Regions from separate parts of the Mus musculus genome. Here all the other regions are linked to region 2. The links are chromatin loops, found by intact Hi-C in ENCODE. Cell type or tissue: heart. All regions are shown on one strand. Each heading gives the region's core, and the rest is flanking DNA. Links, peaks and the distances in the headings are about the cores only. Region 1 overlaps Atg10 (autophagy related 10). Region 2 holds the start of Ssbp2 (single-stranded DNA binding protein 2). Region 3 overlaps Ssbp2 (single-stranded DNA binding protein 2). Region 4 overlaps Ssbp2 (single-stranded DNA binding protein 2).

Region 1 (8,300 bases), core at 1,594-6,593, 300 kb after region 2:
TGGGCTCTTTGGTGCATGCATTTCTCTGTGAGTGAGCCCACACTCTGCACCAGCAGATGCTAATTCACATACATAGAGCGGTCCATTTCTAAACTCTATTTAATTCCCTGAACTAATCTATCACAATCAATTTCGTTTTTACTAATGTTCTGTAGTTGATTTCATCTATGATTATCCTATCAATCATCGCTCTTTTTGATTAAAGTTCTATTATATATTCTTTTTCAGATAACTTATTGTAGATATTTTATTACATTATTTTGCTAGTGAATTACTTAAGTGTGTGTGTAAGTGTGTGTGTGCGTGTACCATAGTAGATGTGTGAAGGTCAGAGGACAGTTTGCTGGGGTAAGTTCTCTCCCTCTAACATGTAGGTTCTGGGGATCAATTTATATTCAGGCTATCGGCCCTAACAGCAAGCACCTTTACCTAGTAAGGCATATTGTTATAATTTTTATTAGTTTTTCTTTATGAAATTAAAAATTTGTATTTTTTAAATTTTTAATTAATAGTTAAATTTATTTTTTAATTTTCTTAAGAGTTTTAAAAAAAATCATTGGGCCCAGGTGTTGGTTGCTTTCTGTTGACTGTTGTCTGATGTAGGTCAAGGTAATTATGATGGATTTCCTCCTCAGTTTGTTCTTTATTGTTCCATCAATAGTTTTCCTGGAGCCTTGAGTGTGGCTTGGTGGTAGAGTCTGGACAGTGTGCATGCAGCCTGGAGCTCAATCTCTAGTCCTGCTATAGCTTTCTGAGGTAGAACTGTCCTAGTGGTTTTGTCTAGAATTCCCTCGGTAGTGACGCCCAATGCACTTGCATGTTTCTGGATTAAACTGGGTTTTATGTGACTCACTTTTCTTATTTATTTTTATTATTTCATTTATTTTGTCTTATGCTACTTTTTCTGTCAACTCATTAGTGTAATTTTCATCTTTCCTTTTCAGTGTTTACTTACATGTTAAACCTTTTTTTTTTTTTTTTTTTTGGCTGCCATAGCAATAGGCAGGCCATCCTAAATGAGAACGGGTATGAAGTGCCTTAGCCTGTGTTGCCGTTAAGGTCAGGGTAGAGATTGGTGTGCAGGTATTTCAAAAACAGTCTCAGGGTGTAAAGTGCTCCTTGTGCACAGTTGCAGGGCAGAGGAGGGGAAGCCTCTCGAACGCGTGTTGTGGAGTTTCTTCTGGTGCCTGGCTCGTCACTGTTTCAGGATCTGCAGACAACTATGAAGTGAAGCAGTCTGCCGTGAGCTGAAAGGGGAAGCATTTATCTAAGGCTTTCCTTAGCTCAGCAGTCCAAGGTGGCCCCACAGTGTTTCCTACTTGGGTTCAGGACTGAATGGAGATGTGGCGGTGTGCGGGTGGACCCGCCATGCCTGTGTAATGCTCTAAACGTGCTGCTGAGTTGCTGAGCTAGAGTCATGTTTTTAAGCTTCTTCTAAGTAAGAAGGGTGGTGTGAGAATAAGTGGGAGCCACCTTCTAATGAACCGTAAGAGAAACGCTGTAAGAAAATAGATCAGTAATAAGCAATCTGTCCCTCTCTCCTTAAAGGTGGGCTATCTGTAGTCCGGGCTGCTCCGGAACTCTCCCCATGCATCCTTGCAAACTTGCTAAGTCATAGTGGTCTTCTTGTCTCTGCCTCCCACGTGGCAGGTTACAGGGGTGAGCCTTTGTGCACGGAGAAAAGATTTCCTTAAAGCTTCAAATAAACTGCTAGAAAGTTTTAAAGTATTTATGACTAGTTTATAATAAAAATAAAAGCGCAAATCTGTGTTAGAAGTCCTACAGATGAAGATTAGCACCTTCAGTGCTGCTTGGATTCATTCCTAAAGCCTTAGTGCCCCAATAGAAGAGTGAGCAAGCATACAGTAGCAGGGAAGCAGACAGTTCCTAGAAGAGAATATAGAGTTCATGGGCCAGGGATGCCTTGCTGGGGCTGGGGATGTAGCTCAGCAGAAGAATGGCTGCCTAACACTTATAAGACTTAGATTGTATCCCCAGAACTTCATCTAGAACCAAAAAGAGTCTGTCAGTCAGTCTGCCTTCGTCTCTGTCTCTGTGTCTCTCTGTGTCTGTCTCTGTTTCCTGGTTGGGGATGCTTCCTTTTCTTGTGGTACTGTCTAAAGTCACCTGGTGGCATTTGCCTGCAGCTGGGTGGGCTTAGACGGTAGCTTGACTAATGTGCCTGACACTCGGCTGGTCAGGGTTAGTGTTTGAGTGAGGGTCTTGGGTCGCGCCTGGGTCCTTTCAGGTGATTGATTCTCCAGTGGGCTGCACAGCTCACATGGACGCTGAGAGCAGAGGAAGGGGAAGCCACAGCAGCATCGGAATGCCACTTCTCACCCAGGCTAACAAGAGGAAGGGAACTCCAGATCAATAAAACAATCACAATGAAGAAAATTGCCACACCCAAGGGCAGCAGAACAGGCATTTTCTCACATGTGTGGTCGAGCTGGAAGGGAGACCTAGAAAAAAATCTTAGCAGTGTATGTCAGAAACATTAAAGCAATCAAGGTTTTTTGTTTTTTTGTTTTCCTCAGATTATGAGGGGAGAAGACTTTACTCACAAAGACACAAATAGTGAACAGTTTGTACTCACTGTGAACGTCAGAGCCATCCATGTGCAGCTGTATACAGCTGTTGCCTGCCATGTAGAAAGTCTCATGATAACGTGTGGCTGTTTTCAGTTGGTACATGATGGAACATGCTTACGGGGTGTACTGTGAGTGTGTGCAGATGCGCTGTAATGAGAGTAGCTGCCAGATGTGGTCCTCAGTTACCCTTCCTCTGTGACACAGATGTTCAGTGTCCTCTCTAGGCATCAAGTATGTAATATATCCCTATTAGCTGTCATCTCCCTGATGTGCACTGGAGTGCCAGGCTTCCTTCTCTGAACTGCAGTTAAGTATTTGTGATACAACATTCATTTTTATGGCATAATATACTTATAGGAAAGAAGTAGGCTTCACAGTTGTTTTTACGGTGGGGTTGAAAACTAATTTAAAGAAGTCACATTCAAAGCACACTGGAAGAAAATACACTACCCTTTAATGAGTTTTGTCTTTGTGTAATTAAAGTATAGATTTTTTTCCTTTAAAGTTTTATTTGTTGAGGAAGAAATGGTACTTTGTGACCCAATGATTTGATTTTGGAGTAATTTCACCATTAGCACTTAGAATAAAATGGGAATAATCTAAATTCCTTGTTGTGACCAATATATCTGTACATGATCTGACTCTCCATGTCTGCTCCTTCTGGCTACAGGACCTTTGCACCAGCTCTTCTCGGCCTGTACTTGCTTTTCTTTAGTTAACACTTTGCTTGAGTGTTAGCTTCATTTTGGTCTGTTACAACTCTACTTCCCAGAGGCACTGTCTCCTGCTGTCTGAGACAGTTCTTCCCATAACTTTCCAGCCACTGTTATTTCTATTTCAGGCTTCAGGCTGTATCAATATGGCGTAATATTAGGTAAGACTTCATGCATGTGCTGTTCTCTGATTTGGTTCATGTCCTAATTGTTTCCACTGCAAGTTATTACTGCCTGAAATGATAACATTAATGTTCAGTATCCATTTTCTGCATTCTGTCAAGATCTTATCTGGTCTCCAGCGTCTGGCCCCTGTGGCTTTGCTGGGTCCCAGGGCGTAGTAGGCAGATAGCAAGTACTTCTGGACACACAGATGGCTTCTGGTCACATTGAAGGGAGCAGTGTTTGGGGGCATTTGCCGTAGACACAGCCTCTTGTTCAAACAGATATGGAGTAGCAAGCCTTTCAAACTCGAGAGACTTTACAGTAACTGGGTCTGCAGAAGACCCCAGGAAGAACTGAGAGTACAAACCAGATCTAGTCATTGTAAGTTCAGCTCTTTTCTTTCTGTTAACAGCGATTAGAGATAGGAAAATGAAATTCATTTGCTCTTAGCTTAATTGGCTCTCCAAGCCCTTAACTGGCTCAAAACTGGACAAAATACAAATGGTGGCTTTCTCTGCCTTCCCCTGTCATCCCTGTTAGTTTCTGTTGTTAAGTCCTGAGGTTTAGTAAGATTTTCTTCTGGACTTATAAATAAGCTGTTGATTTTATGTAGTAGTATAGCTTTCAGTTCAGATGCTTAATTGTTTTTTAATCGTTAGAAGTTTAACTTAGGCACGGGAGAGCACTGGCTCTCTGCCTTAGTCCTTGAGACAGGACCTCTGAATGAACCGGGAGCTTGCAGTTTTGCTGGATTCCCTCTCCAGAAAGCACTGATGCTCCTCTGGCTTAGTGAGTCCCCTTGGTGCTAGGCTGCAGACCCAGGCACGATGCAGGGCTGGGGTCCAAGCTTGCTTAGTAAGTACTCTCACCAGTTAGCCGGCTCCCTAGTCCCCTGAGCCACTGTCTGTATTTGTCTTTTTTTGTTCATTATTGTCATTCCCCCCCCCCCCTTTGAGGAGCCACTGAAGGGCTTCCTGATAGCTGTTCTCACGCCGCTGTGCTTAATTCCATCCACTGTACATTTCTGTTCCATTTTGTTCACTGACTTTTTTTCTTATTATTTCAGTCAGGTTTTGGGTCTTCTGGGCATGCCTGTTCATTTTTTTTTTTTATTGGATTCTAGATGTTAGTTTATGCTGAATACCCCATTACCCCATTTCCACAAAAAGATGCACTGAGAATTCCAGGAGCTGATCTCTCTGTCTCTTTGTCTCTCTGTCTCTGTCTCTGTCTCTCCTTTTTCCTTTGGAAACTCTCTTGTTTTGTGCTTATATTGTGGTGTGCTTTCATTTGGAAGGTTCATTGCAGGTCTTTATCGTGTAACGGTTGGATTGGGATGATTAACATACCCCTCACTTCGAGTCCTTATCAGTTTTTGGTGGTGAGAAGATTTACAGTCCCCTTTAGCCACACTGAAGTCTGCAAGGATGGTTTTAGTTACAGTCACCTTATTGCGCAAGGCGACAGCTATCATTCCCGCCCAACGAAAACTCTGGTGACCAACTTTTCCCATTTCCTGGTTCCTCCTTTCCCCTGGCAATCAGTTTGATTCTTTCAGGGACTGTTTTTAAGATATAGTGGGGCAGGTCTCAACCAGCCTTTAGATTAGGTCTCATTTGGACCACCGCTGAGGTATGCCGAGGATGCTGTTCACTGCCGTGCGTGTCGGGACGCAGCTGGGCATATGAAAGACTCCGGCCCTGTGTGGGCTCTGAGGATTAGGTTGCATACTTCATCTGCCTGTGATTCCCAGGCTCTAGTAGTTTCCTTACATGCCTGCGTGAACACTACTCAGGGAGACGCAGCGTGCTCTTCTCGGTCGCCAGAGTTCCCTCTCAGTGGCTGCCGTGCGTGCACTCTGTCCACAGTTGACTCCCTGTTTCCTCAACTCAGAACGCTGCCTCTATAGAGCCAGTGACTCTAGGGCTCTGTTTGGCTTTGCTGCCTCTGACTTTGCGAGCTGGGCACTTCTGGAGTCTGGTTGCTTATTGCGTTTCTCCCAGAGATCACTGCCATGCGTGGTCTGTATGAAAGGTCAGAAAACACCTTCTTCATACTTTTATTTTTGTTTGTTAGAGTTTTAGCTATTTAACGTGGGGGAGATAAATCTAGTGTTTTATTTCATGGTCCATAGGCCAAAGGAATACTTAGCAGAGTGTTTTGTATGATACGAGTACATTCCCCCATTTATATGAATTTCAAATGCATAGACGTTTTAGGGAAAGACATGACTAACTTTATGCTCATCAGTTGGTTTGGTCTGTGTGGCGCACAGTAGTCGGAGGACACGAGTAGCCCATGAGGTGAGAACATGGACACTGTGGGACTCGGTGAAGCTCGCAGCCTGTGCTTTGTGAGGGGCTCAGCTGCTGCTGATGCAGCACATCTGCCTGGCCTTCCGTTCTCCACTGCTGAAGGTTGTCTCCTTGAGACACTGCTACTGAGCGCTGATTCATATGGAAGGAGAAGAGAGTCAGTGCCAGAGCTTTAAACATGCACAGACTTGGAGTGGAAATGACTTGAAGGGCAGAGACTGTGACTCATGCTGGGAAATATGTCAAGAAACTTTTGTTATATCCAAAGAGAGAGAGGGAGGGAGACACACACACACACACACACACACACACACACACACACGAAATGCAGCAGATCCTAGCCTCCTCTCCTCTCTGTCTGTTTCCCCTGTCTGTCCTTCCTCTCTGACACTGGCACTCTTTCAGTCAGTGAATGTTAAGTGCTCTTTTTGGCTCTTTAGTCTCGCAGTATCCGTGGGTTAGGAAGCAGGCCTTAACCTAGAGTACAGTCCCCTTTAATAGCTGCTGGTACCCTCTGCTCTATTTTTGGCTAGTGTCATTTTGGTTTCCAGAACGTCTCTGAGACTGTGGCCTGAATCTCAGGCTGGAGCAGTTGCAGTTTGGGTGTTTTTCTGAGACAGATGCCTATGTTTGGTGCAGGATATGGGGCTGTCTTTCTCCCATTCTGCCTGCCTTTCCTTTATAGACTGTCCCCTCTCCCACCGTCACCTAAGCCCATGGGTTTTGTATTGGTGACTTTGTTTAAAAATATAGCCTTGACAGATGTGGTCAAGATTAAAATAAGGTCACACTAGATTAGGACAGGTCCTGAATCTGTTGTGACCCGTGTCCTTGTAAGAAGAGGGACGTCTAGGTACAGAGACCAGATACCTGGGGAGGTTTCCATGTGCAAACACCCACACACCCCTCTTCCCCAGAGAGAGGGGGAGGGAAAGAGATGCCTGTAAGTTTTATTACACATCAGAACAGGGCAAGGACAGGTTCACCACTGAGCTTAAAAGATGTGTTGGCTAGGATAACCTAGCCTCCAGTACTACCCCGGGGATCTCTGTGTTATTTTAAGTTTTCAAGGCATTTCCTCTTTCGGCACTGCACGCATCCCAGAGAGGACATTCTCACCTTCTCTACCCTATCCTTCTCTTAGAGCAAGACCTTTCTCTGAAGAGTTAAGCTGTCAAAGCTCAGGGGCCTTTCATTCCCTTAAAGGCTGGGCAGCTTAGTGAATCGTCCATCCTGCTGTGTATGGATGGTGCTTGGCAACCTGGTTATTTTCTTTTATTAGAATTATCATTTCTTTCAATGTAATAAAGAATAAAATTAACTATTGTCTAAGTCCTAATGATGAAAGGAGTCAGATTCTGAGTAACTTTAAATGTAAAGAAAAGGCGGTGTGATCAGAGCTTGAGCAATCTGTATGCTTTTTTTCCCCTTTAAGTCTCTGATATTAGAAAGGCAAAGCCAAACCTTTGAGAACATTTCAGTGAGGGTAAACAGACAAAATATGGTAAAATCTTTACAAACTTAAATTGGAAGCAGGACCAGAGAGAAAAAATTCGTTTTCTCCAGTAGGCCCCGAATCGGTTATAACACCATCGGCCATTCCTCTGGCACAAATAAGCCGAAATGCTCTGGGAGCACAAACGAAATTGCTTAATATAATAAAAAGTATGAGGGCACACACGGAGGTCCCACATCTATGAACTAGAAATTGAAACTTCAAAATGGGCAAGTTGGAAAACCTGAAAACAAAACATTATTAAAAAGAGAGAGAGAGAGACAGAGAGAGAGAGAGAGAGAGAGAGAGAGAGAGAGAGAGAGAGAGAGAGAGGAAAGAAAATGCTTAATTGTAAAACCTAACGTTGCAGAAGCCTGAGTTAAAGTGCTTGTGTGGAGGTTGGGACCAAGTGAGCTTTAAACTCTTCTCAGTGTTTTGTCCAAGAAGAGCGTTAGTTAGCATCATCTAATATGTAACCATCCTTTAAAAACCATGTGCAGGCGGTGGAATTTCAGCTTAGGTCCACTTACTTAAGCAAGCATTCTTTCCCCAGATTCTGTTCCGAGGTTGCACTGGGTAACTTCCCCCCCTTTTTTTTTTTTTATGGACAGGGGACTGGTTTTCACCTACTCCCTCTTCTCTGGGACCAGAGTTCTTGCTGTGCTTTGACCTCTAAGGACGGGCTCAGAGAGGTGTGGTTCTCCTGCCTGTCCAGAAAGCTGGGAAAGTTCTGGAGATGACAAGAAGGTGAACTTGGTAGTTCCAGAGTCCTGTCAGGAAAGGGAGCAGGAGACAGGCTTGTCTGTATAAGAGCACAGCACTGGAGTTCTCAGCCGGGCTGGAGTTCTCTGTGTTGAATGGAATTGAAAATTGAAAGCTGTAAGTAGGCTTCAAACCATGCTACTGGAAAAATATGGTGAAACCCAGGCATTTGCTTCATTACAGCTCATACCTACAAGGGTTATTCCAAAAACTGAAAGGGGGAAGGGAGTTATTTGCAGAGCTTCGTGCACTTCATGCT
Region 2 (7,979 bases), core at 1-5,000:
TCAATAACTCCTTGATAAAAGTTACTGTTTACCATGTGTCTCTCATGCCCATCTTCAATTCCTAGCAAATTCTTCTTCAGTATCCTAACAGAATGTTAACAAATGAGAAGCTGAGGCTGTAGCTCGGTTGGTACTGAGCCTGCCCAGCACCACATAAAAATGGGTGTGGTGATACACGCCCATAATTCCAGCACTGAGCTAGAGGCAGGCAGGAGGGTGAAAGTTGAAGGGCATCCTTGCTTCATTGGGAGTTTCAGGCTTGTCTGGGCCACACGAGACCCAGATAAATAAATAAATAAATGTATCAGTATGTATTGGCTTATCACTAGTTCTTTAGTGGTGTGGCTTAAACATATTTCATAAACTGCTCACAACTATTATACTTAATTTGAAATTGTCAGTGATCAAACAAAATGGAAAGTCTCAAGAGACAAGGATTCTTCTTTATTTTAGGATTCTAACTTCCATCTCTAAATATTTTCTCTGCCTTCTTCCACACCACATACATACTTGCAACCTGCCAACATGGAAAGTTATAAGCCCAAGGATGCAGCTTGGTCAAGATTACACAGCTGACAAAATCCTGATGCTGTTATATCTGATTATGTAATACTGTTTCCTAAATCGGTGACACTCTATCCTAGATAGAGAAGGTAACCTGGTCATTGAAACTGTATCTTTCAGTTTCAATGACAAGTGCAAAAGCTGGAGAAACCTTGGTTGAAAGCACAGCTCTCCTACTTTCTAGCATCTTATCCCTGGGTAGTTACTTAATCAGACAGGGAATCTGTCTTGTTACATAAAGGGAGAAGGAAAAAAGCCACCTATCAGAATTATTGGGAGAACAAGAAGAAATATGAATAAAGAGAAAATAAACATGATGAACCTCTCCACACAGAGTTGGCATACACTGTGGCAAACACAACAGTTCTTCTCTGGATTCCTGTTCAGGATTTTTTTTTTTTTTTAAATAAAACCATGCTAAAGAATATAGAACTCAACCTTGAATGTCCTTACAATGAGAACTTTTCACACTGCAAAGATTCCTTTGAGTCTGGCATATCCATCACCAAGAAACTGCAACTTCCAGTATTAGAAGACAGGGTTCTTAATGTAAAAGAAACAAAAACAAAAAAACAAAAACAAAAAACCACCTTAAGAGAGAAATAAAAAGTATTGTTCCCTACTCAAAAGAAACACTGATTATCGTGGTCAGTGCTATAAGGGAAGTACTAAAGCCAGTGGCAATAATCTATCAGGATCAGAATTAAAATTTCTATGCGAACAGCCCACCTTCCTCCAGGGTTGTTCAATCACTCTCCCTAATTAAACCTTTTGCAAACCTCTGAGTAGGCTTAACCTGTTTATTTTGTAAAACAACAAAACACACAATTAACCTGACCCTAGCCAATTTTTATGTTCAGAATTACAAAACAAAATTTTATAAATTATACAAGCCATGGATTAATTTCAAATACTTTATATAGTAACTTCTTATTGCAAGACAAAGCAAAGACTTAAATTCAGGTAAGTGACTGCCAGCTTTCCCTTTGTGAAGCTGTGTGAGAAAACACACTCTTGATTATAAAGCTAGTATGTTCACTCCGTCTTTGCCATTACTCACAACTCATTCTGCAAAACTGTTTTATAAAGATATACTCATACTTATTACTAAAATATAAACTAATTGTGACTTTTAAGACTGGAACGGTCTTAAGTTGCTTACTAGAGAATTATTTATCTTGGCTAACTCTTCAAATCTGCTTCCTTCAAAATTAAAAACAAAAATCCGTCCCCATACGTTTAATGGCAACTTTAAGTTTCCCATCTTCTGCAATCAATATACTGATATCAGTAAACAGAAACAACAGTGATCACATCAACTCTCCCATGACATTGATTCTATAAAAATAGGGTGTTCTTCAATGTTTGTCTTAGATCTGCTAGAAATTAACGCAGAAACAATAAACTCAGACAGCCACTGTCAACTCAAGTGGCTTCTTCACCTGTCTAGTCCACAAGGCAAAACGAGTTAAGAACTCGACTGCCAATTGTAGTAAATGGAAGAAAGATATTTAAATCAAACAGCACCATCTAGCCGAGCCCTCGTCGCTTTGCTCCTAAGAATGATGTTCCTTGGTGTTCAGTTTGGCAGATGAGAGTAAAGTGGCAATTACTTGTTTTTGTGACAGAATCAGAATTAGAGCTGGAAAGGACCAAAACATACCAAATCTAACTCCCTTGTCGTCTCTGCACTGAAAATCAATTTTATTTTTGTTTTTTTAAAGTCATGAGACCAAGGAATCGACTAGGCTGAATATCAGCTATTCATGGGAGTCCAGCTAAAACCCAAATTAATACCAAATTCAGTCAACCCCCAACAAGATTCTGTTTTCAATGAATCACATACAATTCCTTTCACTCCTCAAACTGTGAAATTCGGGTATTTTATAAACATTAAAGCATCCTCCTCCAGATGTTTTTATCAGATATATTACAGCCAAATGATTAATAAGCACACAGTAATATTTTAGAACTCCAAGTCCAGTAACTACAGTTTCTTAACCAGGCAATAAACACTGTATGTTTTTTATATTCCTTGTCACAGCAAGATCTTTAAAATACCAGGGGTGAAGGAATCAAAAACATCTCTCCATTAATGTTGTTGTTGTTGTTGTTGTTGTTGTGTTTTGTTTTCCTACATCAGGGCCTGCCACCTCTAAACCCTATGGGAATTGTGTGTGTATTGCTGCCAACACAAAGATTAGAACATGTTCCCCTCCCTGGGGCACAACAAACTTTCAAGGGTATGACTAACTGCCTAAGCAAGGGGGGTAAACTCCGTAGCCTACACATTTGGATTTTTTTATTTACCAAGCTGTTTTTGTATGCAAGAGACCCAGAGTACCTCTGAGAAGGACTTGCTCTCCCCCAGCCTGAGTCCCCTCAGCAAGACAGTATGTTCAATGACAAGGATAAGCTTGACGCCCCCCCCCCGCCCCCAGCAGACCCAGTACAGGGAATCAGTCTGAACATCTGCACATAGGAAAAAGGGGGGGGGGGAGGGTTCTTCCTCGGTGTCAGAGTCACTATTCGCTCTCATTTTAGTAACAACCAAATCGCCGTTACAAGTACACAAGAATAGCAGCCAACTAGCCTGCTCCGCAGCGTGCCGCGACCGTGGCACCTCGGCTCCCCAACGTCCTCCGGGTTCCCACCGAAGTTACCACCTGTATCCCCCACGACCCAGCGGAGCGGCTTGTGCCCAGCATCTCTGCCGCAGCCCCCACGCCGACCCGCGTCGGGTCCACACCGCGGGCAGCCCTCCTCGCGGCGCCGCCACGGCCCACGGGACCTGCCCTCCGCGCCCGCGGCCACCAACCCCCGGGGACACCGCAAGTCTCAAAAAGTTCTGGGGCCGCCGCCGAGCCGGTGTGCGGCGGGAGGCAGGAGCGCCAAGCTCTCGCGACCGACCCCGCGCGGGCCAGCACACACTCTCCCTCCGGGAACTCGGCGCTCCCACTCCCAAACTTCCCCCGCCGCCCCGGACCCGCCCGCCAGCCAGCTCGGCCTGCGCCGGGAGAACCCGCGGACCCGCGTCTCTGCGCCCGCCCGCCCGCCCGGCCCACGCCCGCACTTGCCCTCCGCGCCCCGCGGGGCCCCGCTTCCGCCCGCCCGGCCCGCCGTCCTCTCCCCTCTCCACGCTCGCGGGCCCCCGCCGCGGCCCCGCCGGACCCCGGCCGCCCCGCAGCCCGCGCCCCCCAGGCCCGCCGCGCGCCGCGGCCCGGCCGTCCTGGACCACAGCTCCAAAGTTACTTTGCGAGGAGGTGAAGCCGCGGGTGGTTCCCCTCAACCACCCAAACAAGTTTCCATCCCCGCCGCCGCCGTCCCCCCGCCACGCGCGTCCCTCCCGCCGCCCGCTGCCCGCGGCCACCCACCCGGGGGGCTCCCCCGTGGAGGCAGGCGGCCGCTCCCCGGAGCCGCGCGCCCCCGCCCCGCGCCTCCCCCTGCAGCCCACCCCCGGCTCCCCCGCGGCGGGGCGGCCGTGTGGCTGCGGTTCCCGGAGAGTGCGAGTGCGTGCGCGAGTGTGCGCGCGTGCGAAGGCGGAGGTGGCTGCGGCGCGGAGACACTCACTTCTCCCGGGCCTGGCTGTCGGACGGGACGGCGCTGCTGTTACTCTTGCCTTTGCCGTACATGCTTGTGCCGAGAGCAGCTCCCACTGTCACGCACCTGTCAACCCATCACAGCCTCCCCGGGAACAGCCCCGTCCCCATGGCGACCCACGCAGCCACCCCCACCATTGGCCGCCCCACGCCAGAGCTCCGCCCTCCTCGCCCTGGCAACGCGCGAGACTGACAGGCCTCCCCTCCCTCCGGCCTGCCGGAGCGCGCGGCGGCGGCTCGGCCTAAGCGGCAGTCTCCTCCCTCCCTCCCTCCCTCTCCCGCTCCCTCCCTCCCTCCCTCCTTCCCTCTCCGCCGCGCTCCCCCTCCCGCTCTCCTTCCCCCCTCCCCCTCCGAACCCGGGCGCTAGGGGGGAATTAGAAACTGCTCTAGAAGGATTTTAAACAACTGGCTGTTCCCTCCGCCGCCGCCCCGCCCCCCGCGCCGCCCGCGCCCGGCTCCTCACTGGAGAGAAGGCGCGGGGAGGAGGGGAAAGTGCGGCCTGGAGTGCCTGGCAGCGACTGCGGAACGGGAGTCGCGGCGGCCCCAGACTTCGGGGCGCCCGGCGAGTCCACAGGCGGACCCGCGGACCCGGCGCCGGGGTCCCGCCAACCTCCTCTCCCGCTCCTCTCCGGCCAGGCACCCCGGGTCCGTACCCGCGGTTGATCTCATCCCTCCTGTCTGGGGTGTCGCCCCAATCCCGTTCCCGGAGGGCCAGCAGGCCGGGGACGCCCGCTCTGAACCCTCGACCTTCTGGCTCAAGGACTGAGCGAACCTCTGTCTCTCCCTGGGAGGCACCGTGCCTCCCATTGGGGCGCCCGCTGAGGTGCTGTCGCCGGCTCTGAAGTCAAGCCCTGAATCCCAAAGGACCACCCTCCCTGGCGTCTGCCTCCTGTCTAAGAGGGGACTACACCCCCTCCCCTTCCCAAAGAGGTCAAGAGACCGACTCGTGGGACCGCAGTGGCCCAAGGCCTGGGTCCCTACCTCCCCAGTACTCTGCACAGACCTGCAGCAGACCAGGGGCCCAGGCATTCTCTACTCGGCCTGCTTTTATAGTTTGGATGGGCAATGTCATTTCAATTTGACCCTTGGACTGGAAAGATTCAGAGAAGGCCCTGAAAGACATCCCTGTATTTGCCCAGCAGAATAGGCCGCAGAGCCCAAGATGTGCAAAGCTGTGCCCAAGCTGAAAACTCCCGGAGAATATTTTTGGATCCAAGTCCCTAATCTCATTTCAGTGAATGCGCAAAAGTTTCTCAAGACACACGCAACCTGGTTTCTGATAGACTCCATCCTTTATTTTGTTAAAGATCCTTGGCTGTAAAATCAGACAGAGTAGAAATCCGGTTGAGAGAAGAGATGAGCTTCAAATGGGAGGTGACAGGGGAAGAGAGGTGCCATTGGGGTAGGACATGGAGACCTCAGAAAAGCATGAATAGAGGAGTAACGGTTATGCTAAGGAAAGGAAATAACATTCAAATGAGGAAGCATACCTTTCTATTGCACACAGCTTTAAGCATTTAGCAGTAGGATCATAAAAATGCATATGGAGATGCAGAGATAGATGGAAAGGAAAGAAATGGAGTTTGTGGGTTCTGATAGCAAGTGACAGAAATAAAACAGCAGAAGGTTAAAGAAGGGCAGTGAGTGAGACAGAGGGAGAGAATCAAAACGGGCTGGCAACTGAGCATCAATCAAAGACTGGGGGAAATAAAGAGGACGGACTTCCACTGTTTTTGAGGGAAATGAAGGTGGAAAGTAAACTATAAAAAGAGGGAAAAAGAATAGAAGAAACAGTCCAATGGAGGAGGCATGAGCATGACAAAAATAATGGAGGGCAGGCATGGCTTTTAAAAATATACATTTCTATAGAATAGACAATAATTACGCCAGTAAAAGAAGTGAGTATAAAGAAAGTATACAAGGTGACATTGGCTTAACTAGATTAATTCCAAAGAGAAATAATTTGCCATTTCAAACTGTAATTTTATTTTCTGTTTTAAATGACCCACAATGGTGGCTGAGCTACACGACGTACATGTCCTCCCTTCTGGTTCTAATAATCTGCAGGGATTTGGTGCTTGAAACATTACATTCATGGACTGTGAAGACCTAGAAGAAATGGGTCTGAGCCAGCCAGCAATCCACTCTTTCAAAAAAAAAAAGAAACTTGCTAAAATGCTCAAATATGTATAAAGTTGCCACCATTCCCAAACATTACCTCCAAGGCTAGCCTTGTGGAGCTGTTATTCTTTGATCTGCTGTTAGCTTTAAGTCAGAAAATGTTTACCATCTTAAGGCTCTGCTCCACCCATGGAACACTGCATGTGTGGCAGTGCTCAGAATACTTTCAGGAAGAGACCTCTGGCAACTGCTGAACTCCCTCCAGGTCCACAACTGAGTCAGAAACGGTTTGTTTGTTTTGTTTTGTTTTTTTTCCTACCAAAGATAGTTAAAGTCACAAGGACCTATATTTCCTGACCTTCTCTCCATACCAGTTAGAGGATAGGATGGAGTCAGACTGTAAGTAAATCAAGCACCCACTGATGGAATGAGATACAGTCACCACCTGCTGTCAGGGATAAAAGATAGAAGCCAGCTTGACTAGGTGTACTGCTACTTAATAGGTCATTTGGGGGGGGGGGAGGCACAGAACACCCTTTTGAGAGGGGGGGGGGGAGAGGTTGCCTTGCCATGTAACTCTCACTTTGCAAGTGTTTCTATGTGTGACAAGGAGCTTACCCTTTTCCTACACCTGGAAAAGGGAAAGATTCCCATTGAAACCAAAAATGGACTTTGTGCTGTCAAAAGGAAACAAAACACTGAGCCATTCTTCTTTAAGTGGTGTTGAGATTCTCCTGCCTGTGTTTGTTTGCGTACAGAATGACCAATCGACCTTGAGTAGGACCCAAGCACTTACAATTGCTAGCTTCCAAAGGATTCTGACATATAGCTAGGGCTGCTTACTTTAGATGGCCAATCCCATCTTAAGCAAGGCGTTTAGGTAGTTCTGGTATGTTGCAGATGACCCTCCTCCTGTAAGGCACTTAGTTATCTTTATTATGCACTTGACTGTCTACCCCCAGGCCAACAGTCGCTAACAGGATGACAATGTCTGGTTGTAGGTGTTGTGTTCTGATAACACAGGACCACAAAGAGTTGCAGCTTGCCCTGATGTATTCTAAAGAGAAAAGAAAATGAAGAAGGAAAATTGGAGATACTATTTGCTGTCTATTATTGTAATGTGTTCATGTGATTGGTTTTTTTCACCAAATTTGTTTCATTAGAAAGTCCTGTGGGTACTGGCATATTTTCTGATATTTAAAAACTAAATTACAGATCTGCATAATAAGATATAGGATTCAGAACAATATGGTCTTAGTATCTGGAAAGAATAAAATGTTAAAAGGTCTTAGTTCAGAACTTGCCAAATTGATGCCAGAATTACCGCTGCAAGAGTGATAGCATCCAAGAAATATAAGTGACTTTTATATGAATATGTGCATATATGTGGTGACCTTGAAGCTTAAGTAACCGAATCAATTATCATTAAAACTCTCAGCAGCTACCTGAGCCTTCCTGTACTGCTTTTCCCTTAATGTTTACACATGTAAATAAAATGCTTCTTTGCCCTTGTTCAAATTATTTTGAGTACAAAGAGTGTTCTTTGCAGCTGTACCTCTTGGGACCAATATTGTAATTAATGAGATTTGAAACACATATTCAGAGCCAAATTTGAGATCCCAGACACAGGGTTGAAGACCAGGTGTCTTGTTCTCACTTTTGAGAAGAGAAGGAAGAGATTGGAAATTGAAAGCT
Region 3 (5,000 bases), core at 1-5,000, 170 kb before region 2:
GCATCTAGAAGATAGAGACAGGCAGATCTTTGTGAGATCAGGGCCACCCTGGTCTACATACCAAGTTCTAGGCCAGCCAGGGTTACATAGTGAGGCCCTGTCTAAAAAACAAACCAAACCAAAACAAAACAAAAAAAGGAACAGCAAAACCAAACCAAAACCGAAACCAGCAAAACCAAACCAAAACCAAAACCAGCAAAACAAAGCAAAACAGCTTCCTTGGATATAAGAGTGTTTCTGAAAGAACTACAGTCATTGTTCCTTTTATATCCCCGACTTAGGTGTGAATTTGCTCATTGAAGATTTTCCAGACCTTTCACTTCACTGGCACACCTAACTTTCTCCATGTTCACTTCACTTTCACATCCTTTACAAGGCCCTCCCTTTAGAGTTGAGCAAACTGCAGGGAGACTGAAGTCTGTCTTTCCCTCCTGAGGAGAGAGTTCCACCTGAGGAACAGCCTTCCAGTAACATGCTCTCTTCAATCAATCTTCCAGGTTTTACAAAGCAGAGTTCTCTCGATGGAGAGTGAGGGAAGAGGCCTGGTCCCTTCCTAGGCCTTGCTGTTAGAAGTCTGATGCCAAATAATGTAGATAAATAGTTCCCAGTGTACAGATAAATCATAAACTGCACCTCCACAGGGCGCCCAGCAGCAGTCTCTCCACCACCTCACAAACGTTGCCCACCACTGGGGGACTGGCTCAACAGTTTTGGTTTTTTAATCCTGAAGTACATTATCCTTCTCTTCATTATCTTTCCACAAATTGATTACTAGTTTGCCTTTTTTTCTATTTTACTGTTTATTTTAAAACAATATTTTTCTTCTACGTGTTAAACTTTATCATCCATTTTCAAACATCTCATATAACTAATCGAACTCTATTCTGTTTTCTAATAATGAAGAATACAAAGCAATACGTTTACGTTGACTTTACCTTTGTTGGTATCTGCAAGGTCTAATATTGGTATTCAGTACCTTTTTTGAATCGTCAAAATACAATTTTATTTTGCTGATTAATGGAAATAACTAGAAACCAAAATTATACTGACTAGATGAATTAGGAAATAAAATGAGAATAATATCTAGCCTTGTAGATGTCAGCAAAGACACTTTTAATTTAATTCACACATGGTTGGATGTTTTAGTTTCTAAATTTCAGTTTCCCGACTATAGCCAAGGTATGCCATGTTATACACCTCCAGCACCCAGGAGGATGTTAAATAGTATGTGCTTAGGATTTTCCACTAATAAAACATCAACATTCTCTTTTCTTTGCTGACTTTGTCTTTGAACATTCTCTAATTTCCAGTTCTTATTCGTTCCTTCATATATCAACTATTGCTCGTCCATTTCTCCTTCTGCCTCTGTCAGCTCTTGCCCAGAAGACTCACACAGGAATGTCACCTCTGTGAAATGGGGCACAGACCCAAGTGTAGAAAACCTACACTTCTGCTGTACCAACTGCAAGTGAACAGCCTGGGAGGGTCTTAAGCTTCTGGGTCTGTTGGAAATGCCTGTTGTGGATGGAGGTAGACTGGTTTTCAAATCTGAAAGGAACTCTGGGAGGAAATGAAAACTAACACATCTACATCTCAAAATGACTACTTCTGAAAAATATTGTTCAAAGGACATTTAGAAGGTAACTCTAAAGATCTTTGGAATTCAATGTAGTTAACCTGGTTTCGACTATCTATTCCCTAATTATATAATTTTCATTAAAATCAATCTCCTGCTTAAGAATAAGTAAAGAAAAATAAATTCCATATAAACTGCATGCTTTGGCTGCTCTCTGCTGTCATCGTTCTATAACTGGCTTTGCATCTTGCTCAGGTTCTCTTCATTCTGCAGGGACAGCGGCAGAGGGAAGAGGGAAGAAGATGCCACAAAACACATCTCCTTCCGAGCTGTCCCCTGGGTCTCTAACCTCCTTTCTGCTCCTCTACAAAGTAAAAACTCTGACTGGTAATGAACGATCCACCAATCCTGTCTAGACTCCACAGTCCTACGGCAGGAAGCACAAACACACACACGTTTGGAATTCACATCCTGTCAGCGTGCTGACGGTGCCTATTTGGCCATATGTCCTGTTGCAGAGTGAACAGGCCCTGAGCTGAAACAGTGCTTCCTTTATTTACATCACTGGAAGAGTGTCTACTTCTCTAGGTTGGCTCCTTTCTTACCTGACTAATGTTGAGTGTTCCAGAGGCCCAAACTAGTATCCTACAGTTCTTTCTTCACATTAGTTCAGAGAGAAACAGTAGAAAGCTAGATTCTACTGGAGCCCATACAAGCGGCAGCTCGTCCCTGGATACCAATAGTTATTCTACCTATATTTTGCTATGTCTGCCTGTAATACAGGTCTTCCATCAGTCACCCTAAACCACAATGACAATGAGGACAACCACCACCACCATCACCATCACAACAATGGCGATCACTTGCACAGATCTCTACATGTGCATGCTGTTAAGATCTCCACGGTACACATACTTCCTAACCAAGGTGTCCTGCAGGATTTCTTTCATCTACTTATTCCATCATCCTTGTCTTAGAGTCCAAGACACATTCATTCTAAAAACGACTCCCACAGCCCTTGTACTGAAGAAGCTCTTCTGTAAAGTCTCTGTCTTAGAGAGGACAGCTATGGAGCTGCAGCTCTCCACCAATAGCAGGAAATAAATGCCTGGCATTTGTATTTCAATACTAATCTTTTTCCAAGAAGGAATCCTAATATATCACTCACACCTTAGCTTACCATGACATAAGATGGGACTTCTGTCGGGTATGGCAGAGCCTGCCCATAAGCCAGCACTTAGGAAGACAAAGAGGGTGCTGAGAATTCAAGGTCAGCCTGTGCTACACAGCAAGACCACAAGCTACAAGATATTTTAAAAAATCAAACAAACAAAAAACTCAAAAACGATTTTCTTTTTGATATATACAAATATTAAATTCATAGGAAAAAATCTAAAGCTAACAGTTCTCAAATATAGATTTTCCCTTAACAACACTGTTAGCATGGATCTAAAAAAGCATATAAACTAATAAGCTATTTCAAGTTTTACCCAGAACAAATCAGTGAACATGATCAAGCAGAATTTAATGGATTTTTAAAGCAAAAATTTGAATCATTTTATTATAACTTGGAAGATTTCTATCACTGAATATTTTAAAGGTATTTAGAACATTTTATCTTTTAATAAAGTTAGTACACATCAAAAAGGAACCCAAGAATAGCTTGAGCCAAAATCTTATTACTTAGTTTAAAAAAAAAAAAAGCAAACTGTTTATTTAAAGGGGTAGAGCAGACAGCATAGAGAAAGGCACAATGTGACGATGAATTAGTAAATAAGACACTTGTTTCTGTTCACCACAAGCTGAAACAGTAACTAGATCACTGAGCCTGCTCTCACTCCCAAGCAGGTGCCCCATCTTTTCTCTCAATATGGAGAGTAACTGCTTATCTCGGATACTGCATTTTTAAACTATTTAATTGCTTCATGGAGCACAACCAAGAAGCACTATAGTTTAGCACATAAAAAAAAAAAAAAAAACACACACACACAGATAAAGGACAACTTCGTAGGGAGCTTTTTAATCTGTGTAATACTTTTAAAAGATAGTTTTAAATTACTTTAACAAAGTGCCTAAAAATAGATCATATCTATACAAAATAAAATAAACCCAACAGAAAACAGGAAATTCTGCCAATAATTGGTTCTCCCTTTTAGAACACAAAAATAAAGGGGTTTTGTTGTTTGTGGTTTGGTTTGATTAGGTTTAAGGGTTCTTAAGTGTAATAATGAGTTGTTTTAAACGCAGACTCTTGTGGGGCAGTGGTTAAAACTTAATTTACCGAAATGTATGGTTCTCTTCCTAACCCTCTGTGCCTGTGACCTACGGTAACCATGGCTCTTCCTCGCGATGCTGCTTAGGAAGCCCAGGGCAGAAGCTGATGTGCCTTCTAAAGACAGAGCTATCCAATCCTACCCTAGAGGGATGCCGTCCCTGAAGCTGTCCCACTGGGGGCTAGTCTGCTCTCCTCCCTCAGACTGCCACTCGAACTGCTTACAAGGCCTTGAGCCTGTCTTTATCACTGTAGCACATGTTTTATGATACTCTCATGCTAAAAAGTCTTCATCCTTAAAGCGATGACTTTCCTTCCTAGAAGTGGACCAAGTTCCTTTAGTACAGTTCTAGGGAAACACTGAAATACGCTTGGATGGAAGATTTTTGAAATAGAAACTTAAATATTGCTCTTTTTTTCAATATAAAAATGGCTCAAAAGCCAGGTGTGGTGAAGTACGTTAGTATTCTTAGTACTTGGGAGGCAGAGGCAGGAGGATCATTGAGTTTAGGTATAGCCTGACCTACATAGTTTTCCAGGCCACCTAAATATCCATCTCAAAATCAAATGAGCCCAGAATTCAAATATAAGAATGGAAGATTAAATACTGAGGTGCCTTAGGTTTGTACACATATTTTAATTCAATTTTTGACTTGATGTTTCTCACTCATCCATGAATTAATACACAACAAACTTTACATGCAACATATGTGTAAGGCTATAGTAAGCTGACTCTGTTCTCAGAGACAATCACAGTCTTAAAAGAAGACAGATGATTAGACTCACGTGTAAGCATCAGCGTGGTGAAAGTTACAGAGGGGAAGGTGCACTTGAAGAAAGCCAGGAAGGGCTAGTGATGAGTGCTCAAAGGTAGTCAGGATGTCACCCACTGCCACGTGGAGGGAGAGGAAGTATGTGGTAGCGTGGGCAGCATGGGAGCACGTGACAATAGGAAAGGTCAAAAGAGCTGAAGCCAAGTGTTGGCAAACTGCAGCATGGCGTGGCTGTGACTGTGCTGTAAATCACTGTCTGGCAGCCATGGGCTTCACTATGGCACTGCCATGCATTCTGTGCTCTCTCCTGTCCTGAGCCAGAGCCCCGACCTACCTATTGTCCTTCCCAGCAGTACCCAGCATCTACTTTCACAACACA
Region 4 (5,000 bases), core at 1-5,000, 230 kb before region 2:
CAGTATGATGAGATTGACAAGTGACTTGGCTGAGGCCACCACTGAGCACAGCACAGCTCCTGACCATCTCAACAGAGACAGCACCTCTCAGGATGAGACATGGGTAAAGTCCAAAGGATAGGCTCCACACTGAAGAATCCAATAAGAGACCTGTGGCTATAAAGTTGGTAGAAAGGAGAAAGTGGAGGAATCCCAGCAAGCTGGGCTGGGCTACATACAGCAGGGCAGGATGTTCAGGTGAATGGCAGTGGGAAGAGCTCCCCAGGTGGGTGAGCAACATGTGCAGGGCTCAGCTGGCAGTCCTCTAGAGTAAATGTAGAGAGCCACAGGCGGAGGTGAGGCTGGGGAAGGGTGGCTGGGCCACAGGGGTGCTGTTCAGCCTTTAACACTGGCTATATCAAGGAGAATTTATTTAGCCTTGAGTTCTGTTTTAGTAGAAGGAAGAAGCTAAGTTAGTTAAGTAGCTTAACTGACTCCTATGTTGGATGGTAGGGAACACCGAGCAATAAGAAAGAGCAGAGGGAAATGATGTAATTGTATTATAATCTCAATGAATAAAAAATGTATTCAACTCAAAAAAAGGGAGGGCAGGATGAAAAAAAGCAAGTCAAAACAAAACCACTGCCCCCATTGTATATAAGGAATTCCCTGTGCTGAAATGTGCACACTCAACTCCATGGCAACGTGACACACAAGGTTTCACGTCACCAGTGACCTCAGCCTGGGACTAAATATCAGTCACACGGTATACATATACATACATGCATATACATGGATACATATATTTATAGTTATATATAAAGTATAGAACACAGCGATATTCAGAGACAAGGACAAGCAATAAGGAAAGATGAGGGTGCACCTCTACAGCAAAATGGGTACAGCGAAGTTGAAGGCATGCTTTCCACAGTCCTGTAGCTGATGTAAGAACAGGATTATCCTCATGTGGTCCAGCAGAACCTGTGCTGATGGGCATTCTAATCTGTCCTGGCCGCATCACAGGTCCCACTCACATGTGGCCTCTAAGCTTTTGAAATGTAGCTACCGAAAAGTTCAGAAGTAAAAATTCCCACGTGTTTAGCATGGATAGGTCACCTGCATTGTTTCAAAATAAAGGCTTTGCAGAGTGGTGCTGTGTCAATGACTAAAACCTGGAGGTAGGATGGCTCCCTGTGGGAAGGGGGTGCGCGAGGGAGGGGTGCTTCCAGAAATCTCTGGGTAAAACTCCAGACAACCTTCCACTGAATATGTAGTCTGGGCAATCTGGTGTTCTACAGTGCTTTCTTCCTAAGCATCATTGCAGCCCACTCATGTATCACATGACATTAGAGCACATTATAGATATTTTCATTCTAATATATGTCATCTAATGATGCTCATGTTCACATGCTCTGTGATCAAGTGTTTATTAGCTGCTATAAGCCCTTTACAGGAGTCCTTGTTAAAATGTGGTATATAAAATGTCTTGAGAAATCTTACAGAAAAGAAAAACACTGTGGATATATCAGGAAGTTAGAAGAAGTCACTTTGCCCATAAAAGAAACTGAGAGAAAGCTATTAGGTGTCGAGGAACCGAGGGTCAGGCAACAGCTCCATGAAATCAAACTCAGAGTTCACTAGAACCTCATAAGGACTAACTACTGAGTAGCACACACAACTGCAGAGTGAAGGACACACTCCTGCCCGGGCACCCCTAGGAATGTGTCACAAGTTCCTGTAAGGCTATGGACTGCTCACTGCCAGTTTCTATTACTGAGACACTTTCAGGAAAACGCCTCTAAAGGGAATTATAAAGTTCTAGGAAAGCTCCCAAGGACAAGCAGAAGCAGCATTCCCATGGATCCCTTCTTCAGGGCACTGAGGGCGTGGCTCACACTTCCCAGAAGAAAGGAGATGTGAGTGCCGAACTGGCCGCCAGGTGACTGTGAGAGACACTCTTCCTGGTGTACGGTGTGGACTCAGGTCAGTGTCTGTGCTGTGCTGTTGCATCGATATACAACGACACACTGTAAGCTTTATACCACAATGCTGTGACGTCAGGTCTTACTGTCGGCAACTATTCAGCCAGCCTGGCTCTCCTAGGAGGGTAAAATGGCCCTGTAGATATTGACAGCACTCTCATTTGGCTTAAGGGGAAAAAAGTAGAACCAAAATGTTATTTTAAATATATACCTATTTTGTCTGTTTTTTAAAATATACTTTGAGATAGCAGGTCCTAGTATGAACTTTTAGAGTCTTTTCCTTCTACCACCTAGCTACTATTCTACAGCATCCATTAAACATAGTCACTACGTCTGCTTGAAGGATACTTTAGATCACAACACTTTCCAAGTCTGTTTCTATAAATATTCTGTTTTCTTAATGAGAAATAAAGAGTAGTTATGTTCCTCTGAATATAACATGAAATAACTTAATGCTTATGTGACCACTTAAACTTGGGCTTCCATTGTTTCCCAACAATAGCAGCAGTGGACAGGACAGGCAAGGTAGCATGCCACTATTGCAACTGTGGTACTAATAGCACATCTGCTAATCTGGTTATAGACTAAGGCCACAGGAAAACATTCTTCCAAATCAATCCAACTGCTTTCTTTGAGCTATTTCTGTATCTGCACCACCTAAAATAAGTATTTACAGCCTGTGAACACTAGGGGGCAGCTTTGATTCTTGAAAGGAGACTTGTTTTGTTCACTTGGCCCTGTCGATCATGTTCGCAGTGCTAGCTTTGTGGATTTTGGCATGTTTGTCTTGATGTAATTAAGTCAAGCAGCATGTCGGGAGAGAATGGGTTACTATCTAGTATACAGCAAGCACTGAACAGTTGTTTCCTCATTCTCTGGCCTTTTGGTTTAACCTCTAGGGAGAGAATGGCAGCCTCCAAGGGCAGACTGCTAAACACACAAGCGTCTAGTTCTGTGCCTTAAACTCCAGACTCTGGACTGTCAAGCTGGTATTTTTGAGTTCACTAAATAGTTCCTCATTTTCTTAGTTAAGGTACAAATAAAGTCACTGGAGATAGCTACTTTGTCCTTAAACCCGTGCTTGTAAGCACAGAATCTTTTTCTCTATTGTCCTCTCTCCGTTCACTGCTTGGTCTACTTTAAAATAAACAAAAAAGTGTGGTGGCATTTATATACAGGCAACACGAAGTGTACTCAATGGACTCCACAACAGAACACATGGAACTGGCAGGGAGAAGTGGGGGAGGGGGACAGGAAAGAATTGGAGGGGAAGGATTGAAGGGACAGATTTGAGCAAACATATTGTATGACATCCTTATACAGTAAAAACTGTGGTAATAGAAAGCAAGCCACAGATGACAAAGATACCAGCTGCAGTAGGTGAACTCTCCTTACTGGACAGACCAGAGGACCAAGTAGTCATTAGGACTGAGCACTTCTTTCTAGACTGTGGTAGCCATCAATCACCCTTGCCACACCCCACTGTGCTCAGTCTCTAACCATCAACCAGGAAGGGGATGCAGTGTCTCTGGCTGCTCTCAGCTCTTTTCCCTTTTGTGAACTCTCCTTCTGGGGCAAGAGAGGGAAGGAGGAGCTTCAGAGAGCCTGGTTTTCAACTCCACCCTGTAGTTTTACTTGGCACTGAAGCTCCTCTGAGTTCAGGGCAGCCAGGCCAGGCCAGGCTGATTTTGACAGACTTCCAACAACTTATGAGATGGTCCTAAACTACGCCAGCTATCTCTTATCACATATGTATGTGAAATACGTTTTTATGTTGATGACTGTAAAATAAAAACCATTCAACTCTGAAAAAAATCAGATTCTCTATGTCCTGAAGTAACAAGCATTCAGCGAAAGCCTCTTTACATAAAACACACAAGACAGCATTCCGGAGGCAAAGGCATACAGAGCTCTGTGAGTTCAAGGCCAGCCTAGTCCAAACAGAATTTCTAGGACAGCCAGAACTACACAAAGAACATACACTTGGTCTCTCTCTCTCTCTCTCTCTCTCTCTCTCTCTCTCTCTCTCTCTCATACATCCACTCTCATACACACAGAGAACATTTCATTAGATCTTGTGTTTAATAAATTATAAGAAAGTGCACATCAAAAACCGTTTTAAAATGCATTTCTTTATGATTTGTTACTAGTAAGTGCTTGATTTGTCTGTCTGTTTTCCACCTACGTGCTTCAGGTTGCAAGTGGGACGTTCAAGGGGCCCATCATGACCAGCATTTGAACAGATTCTGTCAGAGTGAGCCACTCAGTGCTGGCTTTTTGTGTCTTTTATGTCACTTAACACACTGTCCTCTGGTTTGGTCAGAGTTGTTCAACAGAGTGGTATTCTATTACATAAGGCTCTATTTTTAATCCACAGTTTACTTCACCCCTTTGCTGTCAACAGTGTACTACAGAATGCATACATGTTAGTCCCCTGTGATCATCTGTTAGCAGAACTGTACTCCTGACTGACACACATGCTATGCTCCTCACTCTGGAATACAAAAGGAGATAAATGTGTTTTATTAGATAAAGTGAACATTAAAAATGACTGGCTTGTCCTTGTTCCAGGGGAAACAGAGACCATGGTCCTAAAATAATGCCTCTTGTAATCTCACATGTGGCTTAAACCCTGAGCTGTCTCCTGATTTTTCTTGCTTACTCACTGATGGCTAGGCTATCTCATGTAATTTTATCTACCTTCTTTGTCCTACTAATCATATAAAGCAAATTAGAGAGCAGAAGAAAAAAAAACCCTTTTTCTAGCCTACATTCAGGGGCAGCCTCATTTCTAATGGAGACTATAGGTTGAGACCAAGAAGCAAAGGAATCCACAGAACATCAAACTCTGGACTCCATGTTGGGCATCACTCTGCACTAAAGTCGAATGCTATTAGCCGTGATGTCCACCTCCAGACCTGGCAGCTTTGGCAAACGCTGAGTCAGACAGCATGGTGGCAAGCATGTGTGCCTTTTGTCCTGACAGATCCATGGGTCATACACTGATAAAGCTCACTTGGGCTCTGCAACATTTGTTTT

Evidence for each region. A loop is a pair of places that touch in the nucleus more often than their neighbours do. Peaks named below come from ENCODE experiments on the same cell type or tissue, not always from the same donor. Only the 100,000 strongest peaks of a DNase experiment are listed, where the experiment ranks them.
Region 1: a loop joins it to region 2, with 2.1 times the contacts of the local background. A loop is called at or near these places in 2 of 42 quality-filtered maps.
Region 3: a loop joins it to region 2, with 6 times the contacts of the local background. A loop is called at or near these places in 23 of 42 quality-filtered maps.
Region 4: it touches region 2 in a loop (4-fold over the local background); 6 of 42 quality-filtered maps call a loop at or near these places.

Annotation. Positions count from the first base shown.
Region 1 is chr13:91,163,054-91,171,353 of GRCm38, reverse strand. The region is part of intron 2 of Atg10 (autophagy related 10); the gene reads left to right. Among named protein-coding and RNA genes, the nearest start is that of Atg10, 57 kb to the left of the region's middle. In heart, for the core only: no CTCF peak of the experiment used is centred there; no DNase peak of the experiment used is centred there; H3K27ac peaks cover 2,400 bases.
Region 2 is chr13:91,457,404-91,465,382 of GRCm38, reverse strand. Ssbp2 (single-stranded DNA binding protein 2) reads right to left here and starts at 4,286. Exons shown (of 17, transcript NM_024272.4): 1 at 4,135-4,286. The coding sequence starts at 4,196. In heart, for the core only: a CTCF peak has its summit at 2,080; DNase peaks (open chromatin) are centred at 3,342, 4,442 and 4,572; H3K4me3 peaks cover 2,486 bases; H3K27ac peaks cover 2,179 bases.
Region 3 is chr13:91,631,376-91,636,375 of GRCm38, reverse strand. The region is part of intron 4 of Ssbp2 (single-stranded DNA binding protein 2); the gene reads right to left. Among named protein-coding and RNA genes, the nearest start is that of Gm22778, 89 kb to the left of the region's middle. In heart, for the core only: no CTCF peak of the experiment used is centred there; no DNase peak of the experiment used is centred there.
Region 4 is chr13:91,694,896-91,699,895 of GRCm38, reverse strand. The region is part of intron 16 of Ssbp2 (single-stranded DNA binding protein 2); the gene reads right to left. Among named protein-coding and RNA genes, the nearest start is that of Gm22778, 26 kb to the left of the region's middle. In heart, for the core only: a CTCF peak has its summit at 2,645 (motif pointing right); a DNase peak (open chromatin) is centred at 3,545.